2 separate regions of the Homo sapiens genome follow, and region 1 is linked to region 2. A link is an interaction called in ENCODE POLR2A ChIA-PET data of the cell type or tissue named here. Cell type or tissue: K562. All regions are shown on one strand. Links, peaks and the distances in the headings refer to the core of each region. The heading gives the core; the rest is flanking DNA.

Region 1 (2,922 bases), core at 213-2,712, 1.2 Mb before region 2:
ATATGTTTTCAATTATCTTCCATAAACAGCTTGTTGTGGAATTGATGGTTCAGGTGATAAGTATATGTTTCACTTGGTAACAAACTTCCAAAATGCATTTTAAAGAGGCTGCATCAGTTTGCATCCCCATCAATCGTGTATGAATATTTAATTCACATCTTCACTAGCATTTGTATTTCCAGGTATTTGCTTGTTTTGTTCGTTTTCCATTCCAGTAGCTATGCAGTGGTATCTAATTGTGATTTAACGTACATGTCCTTAAGGACTAAGGATGTTGAGCACGTTTTCTTTCCTTTTATTTTTACTTGATATGTATTAATTGTACACATTTATGGAACACAGGGTGATATTTTTGTGTACAACGTGTACTGATCAAATCAGGGTAATTAGCATATCCATCACCTCAAACCTTGGTTATTTCTTTGTGTTGTGAACATTTAAAATTCTCTCCTTTAAGTTTTAAGAACATAACAACAAATTGTAGTCAACTATATTCACCCTACAGGGATGCAGTACAACTGAACTACTTTCTTTCTAATCCCCTAACACTTGATACCTGTTAAACAACTTCTCCCCATTCTTCCCTCCCTCTACCCTCCCCAGCTACTAAAACCCACAATTTTACTCTGTACTTTCTTTTTGTTTTGTTTTTTTTTTTTTTGAGACGGAGTGTCGCTCTTTCGCCCAGGCCGGACTGCAGTGGCGCTATCTCAGCTCACTGCAAGCTCTGCCGCCCAGGTTCACGCCATACTCCTCCGGAGTAGCTGGGACTACAGGCGCCCACCACCGCGCCCGGCTAATTTTTTGTATTTTTAGTAGAGACGGGGTTTCACCGTGTTAGCCAGGATGGTCTTGATCTCCTGACCTCATGATCTGCCCGCCTCGGCCTCCCAAAGTGCTGGGATTACAGGCGTGAGCCACCGCGCCCGGCTTACTCTGTACTTTCATGAGCTGAAGTTTGTTTTTTTTAATTTTTAGTGAAAATATGTGCTATTCTCTTTCTGTGCCTCAGATGTGTGTGTGTGTGTGTGTGTGTGTGTGTGTGTGTGTGTGTATTAGTCCATATTCACGCTGCTAATAAAGACGTACTTGAGACTGGGAAGGAAAAGAGGTTTAACTTGACTTACAGTTTGACATGGCTGGAAAGGCCTCAGAATCACGGCGGGAGGCGAAAGTCGCTTCTTCCATGGTAGCAGCAAGAGAAAATGAGGACGAAACAATAGCGGAAACCCCTGATAAACCCATCAGATCTCGCGAGACTTATTCACTATCAGGAGAACAGCACAGGAAAGACCGGCCCTCATGATTCAATTACCTCTCCCTGGGGTACTGCCTTCCCAACAATCACCGTTAAGTCTTAACTCATTTCTGCATTAACCCAAAAGCCTGAAGTCCAAAGTCTCTGAGACGATGCAAGTCCCTTCTACCTATGAGCCTGTAAAATCAAAAACAAGCTAGTTACTTCCTAGACACAACAGCCATTTCAAATGGGAGAAATTGGCCCCAAAAAAGGGGTTACAGGGCCCATGCAAGTCCAAAATCCAGTGGGGCAGTCAAATTTTAAAGCTCCAAAATTATCTCCTTTTTCTCCAGGTCTCACATTCAGGTCACGCTGATGCAAGAGGTGGGTTCCCACGGTCTTGGGCAGCTCCGCCCCTGTGGCTCTGCAGGGTACAGTCTCCCTCCTGGCTGCTTTAACGGCTGGCTTTGAGTGTCTGCAGCTTTTCCAGGTGCAAAGTGCAAGCTATCGGGGAATCTACCATTCTGGGATCTGAAGGACGGTAGTCCTCTTCTCACAGCTCCACTAGGCAGTGCTGCAGTAGGGACTCTACGTGGGGTATCCAACCCCACATTTCCTTTCACATTGCCCTAGAAGAGGTTCTCTATGAGCGCCCCGCCCCTGCAGCAAACTTTTGCCTGGGAATCTAGGCATTTCCATACATCTGCTGAAATCTAGGCAGAAATTCCCAAACCTTAATTCTTGACTTCTGTGCACCCTCAGGATCAACACCATGTGGAAGCTGCCAAGGCTTGGCAGCTTCCACCCTCTGAAGCCAGCCTGAGCTGGACATTGGCCCTTTTCAGCCAGTGCTGGAGCAGCTGGGACACAGGGCATCTAGTCCTCAGGCTGCACACAGCATGGGGACCCTGAGCCTGGCCCACAAAATTACTTTTTTCTCCTGGGCCTCTGGGCCTGTTACAGGAGGGGCTTCCATGAAGGTCTCTGACGTGGCCTGGAGACATTTTCCCCATGGTCTTGGGAATTCATTCACATTTGGCTCCTTGCTGCTTATACAAATTTCTGAAGCCAGCTTAAATTTCTCCTCAGAAAATGGGTTTTTCTTTTCTATCAAATAGGCTGCAAATTTTCCAAACTTTTATGCTCTGCTTCCCTTATAAAACTGAGTATCTTTAACAGTACCCAAGTCACCTCTTGAATGCTTTGTTGCCTCTGCAAGATACCCTAAATCTGGCAGAATGCTTCTGCCAGATACCCTAAATCATCTCTCTCAAGTTCAAAGTTCCACAAATCTCTAGGGCATGGGCAAAATGCTGCCAGTCTCTTTGCTTAAACATAACAAGAGTCACCTTGGCTCCAATTCTCAATAAGTTCCTCACCTCCATCTGAGACCACCTCAGCCTGGACCTTATTGTCCATATCACTATCAGACTTTTGGGCAAAGCCATTCAATAATTATGTAGGAAGTTCCAACCTTTCCCACATTTTCCTGTCTTCTTCTGAGCCCTCCAAACTGTTTCAACCTCTGCCTGTTACCCAGTTCCAACGTCACTTCCAAATTTTTGGGTATCTTTTCGGCAGTGTCCCACTCTACTGGTACCAATTTGCAGTACTGGTCTGTATTTACGTTGCTGATAAAGACATACTCAAGATTGGGAAGAAAAAGAAGTTTAATTGGACTT
Region 2 (2,922 bases), core at 191-2,690:
TTTTGTTTACCATGGTCCATATGCTGGATTCATTTATTTTAAAATGGTGGGCAACTGCAGCTACAGACCTCAATCTGTGGTACACATCAAGGCATTCAGCATTTTCCTGTGATGTTGTGGATTTGTCTCCTTCTTGGGAGCATTTTCAGCATTACTAGAGGTACTTTGTATGAGTCCTACGGTGTTATTCAAGGTTACAGCATGGCATTAAACAAGATGAAAAATACACAAGAACAACAGGAGGTTTTATTTTATTTTTTTTAGTTTTTACTGCAATACACAGTTTACTGGTCTGACAAATTGCTCAGGAGAAAATGATTAGCATCACAAGTCATTTTAAGCAAACACTGGAAATACTTGTGCTCACTGCGATAGCAACAGGAGATGGCTACAAAATTATTATAGTAGTATGGTGTATACTACCGTTAATTTTATGCTGTTATGATTTAATACTGCATTTTTACATTTGTTTACCTTTCTCTCTACAGTGCCATGCATGGTCTCAATATGTTCATGTGTATAAGTTTTTATTTATTTTTTTTGAGGCAGAGTCTTGTTCTGTCACCCAGGCTGGAGTGCAGTGGCGCGATCTTGCTGCAACTTTCTCCTCCCAGGTTCAAGTAGTTCTCCTGCCTCAGCCTCCTGAGTAGCTGGGATTACAGGCATGTGCTGCCATGCCCGGCTAATTTTTGTTATTTTTAGTAGAGGTAGGGTTTCACCATATTGGTCAGGCTGGTCTCGAACTCCTGACCTCACGTGATCCACCCATCAATAAATTTTAACTTTTTGTAAGATTTATGTACATTGCATGATAGTAAGTGATGAAATAGGCTGAAATCTACATATATTTTACATTTTCATGGCATATCTTTTTCTTAATTTTTAAAATATTACTTGGCTGTGTGGTTCAACTTTGAGCTTTTTAAAAAATCGTTGCAAATTTCCAAAATTTTTCCCAATATATTTATTGAAAAAACAATCTACATATTAGTGAACCCATGCAGTTCAAACCCATGTTGTTCAAGAGTCAGCTGTATTTGTATGTGTTTGTCTCCCCCACAAGGACTGAGACGCCCTGAGGGTGGGACATTATTTTTTCACTTTTCAAATTCAGTACATGGTCATAGTCCCTAATATATAATAGTCACTCTAATAATTTTGAATGAAACATGCTAACCATGGGGGCCAGAATTAAGGAAGGGGAACACTGCCAATTATCAGAGAGTTTTGGCAATGCCTGGACTGATTTCTCTATGTATGCATTATGAGCTCGATATTGAGCTGATGCTATGGGGCAAATAATAAGGGTAGGATAAATCAAAAATATAATTCCCCACTCCTGCGAGACATAATTAACCATTTTAAATAATAAGCTTTCTACATGTGTGAAAGAACTAGAGAACTAGTTTTAATATTGTCCATAAACTAGGTAGAAAGATAGTAACAGCTTTCATAATATAGGATCAATTTCTGGGTGGTTACCATTGCAGCTGAGAGACTGTTACTGCTATCTAAAAGGACAGGTTTGACCCTTTCTTATGTGGTTGGTTGATCCTTATGCATGTGGTCTGGAGATGAACAAGTAATTTTTTCAGGCTGACTCATAGTTTTGTACATTTCAACCCAAGTCTTTTAGTATTCGTTCACCTTTCATTTGAGGAGAAGCTAAGTGCTGACTGCCAGAGGATGGAATAGGAAGACAATGGTGAGAGTTTTCTCTCTCTTCTTATCCAGCAATGTTTTAGTACTTCTTATAGATTAGCTCTCTGGGAAGTGTCTTCATCCTAATGGTTCTGTATTCAGGGAAAAGGGAATAAATCTGCTATTTCTTGCTGACTATCGGGCTTTAGCTTTTCTTCTCCACGGATCTTGTAAAGAAAAAAGTGAGGGTGTATGATATATGGCCAGAAAAACCTAAATCAGAAAGAAAGAACATTGATCTAGATTGCAGTGGATATTGGTGGATTTTTTTAAAGCTCTAAACTTTAAAAAAAAATACTCAGGAGTCCCATATAACCAAGAAAGAAATAGAATGACTGTGATAAAGGGTAGGATCCTCTGCCCTGTATCCTCCTCTTTGCCCTTTATTTTCTTCCTCCTGGTGGCCCCTGGAGACTCCTGCTTGACACCACTCCATCCCCCATGAAACTTGGGAGAGTTCAGTCTGAAAATAATGACTCCAGATAAGGAACTCTAGAGTAGATTAACAGCAATCAGTGGTGGTGGGTATATTTTCTACCCCCACTTTTTTGTGATTCTCTCTATTTATCAAAAATGAAACTTAGTAGACATGTTCTTCTTTTTCTTTCCTGTATCCTTTTTAGGTTTCTAGCCATCCATGAGAAGGAAGTTAATGAAAATGGAAGTCAAATTTTAAAAATGACTGGACATGCATTTTTTCATTCCTTTTAGCTTTTGCTTTTATTATGTCTTTATTAAACAGTAAGACATTCATATGAAAAGAATAGAAAATACAGATAAGCAAAAAGAAAGCAAAAAATGAATTTAGTGAAATTACATACCTTTCCCATTCATGTGCAATTTTTACATACTAGAATGCTACATAATTCAAGTGTGAACAAATTATTGCACATTTATTGGTGGGAAACTGAAGACATAAATAATGGATATCTACATTTAATGTTACAAAAATGTTCCAACCATATTGTTGAGTTAAAAATAATAGAAAGGAAAGTAGGCTCAATAATGCATACATTATATATATATGTATTAATATATTTTATATATTTTTCCATTTATACAATATGTATTTAAAATGTATATTAACAATATGCTTTGTTTTAAAATAGATACACTTACATATTTACAAACATACTAATTTTTTTAAATGTAAATATATACTTGTCTTTTACCTTTATTTATGGTATTTCTAGGCTCACATACGTTTAAAATTTTTATATA

What was found. ChIA-PET counts read pairs that join two places held together with the same protein. Peaks named below come from ENCODE experiments on the same cell type or tissue, not always from the same donor. Only the 100,000 strongest peaks of a DNase experiment are listed, where the experiment ranks them.
Region 1: POLR2A ChIA-PET joins it to region 2 with 5 read pairs; 1 of 35 experiments calls an interaction of 5 or more read pairs at or near these places.

Annotation. Positions count from the first base shown.
Region 1 is chr7:119,906,166-119,909,087 of GRCh38, forward strand. It overlaps LINC02476 (long intergenic non-protein coding RNA 2476), which reads right to left and starts at 1,210. Exons shown (of 5, transcript NR_131960.1): 1 at 1,128-1,210. In K562, for the core only: no CTCF peak of the experiment used is centred there; a DNase peak (open chromatin) is centred at 1,316; H3K4me3 peaks cover 1,730 bases.
Region 2 is chr7:121,074,944-121,077,865 of GRCh38, forward strand. All of the region lies in intron 5 of CPED1 (cadherin like and PC-esterase domain containing 1), which reads left to right. Among named protein-coding and RNA genes, the nearest start is that of CPED1, 88 kb to the left of the region's middle. In K562, for the core only: a CTCF peak has its summit at 1,083; DNase peaks (open chromatin) are centred at 1,088, 1,568 and 2,138; H3K4me3 peaks cover 1,106 bases.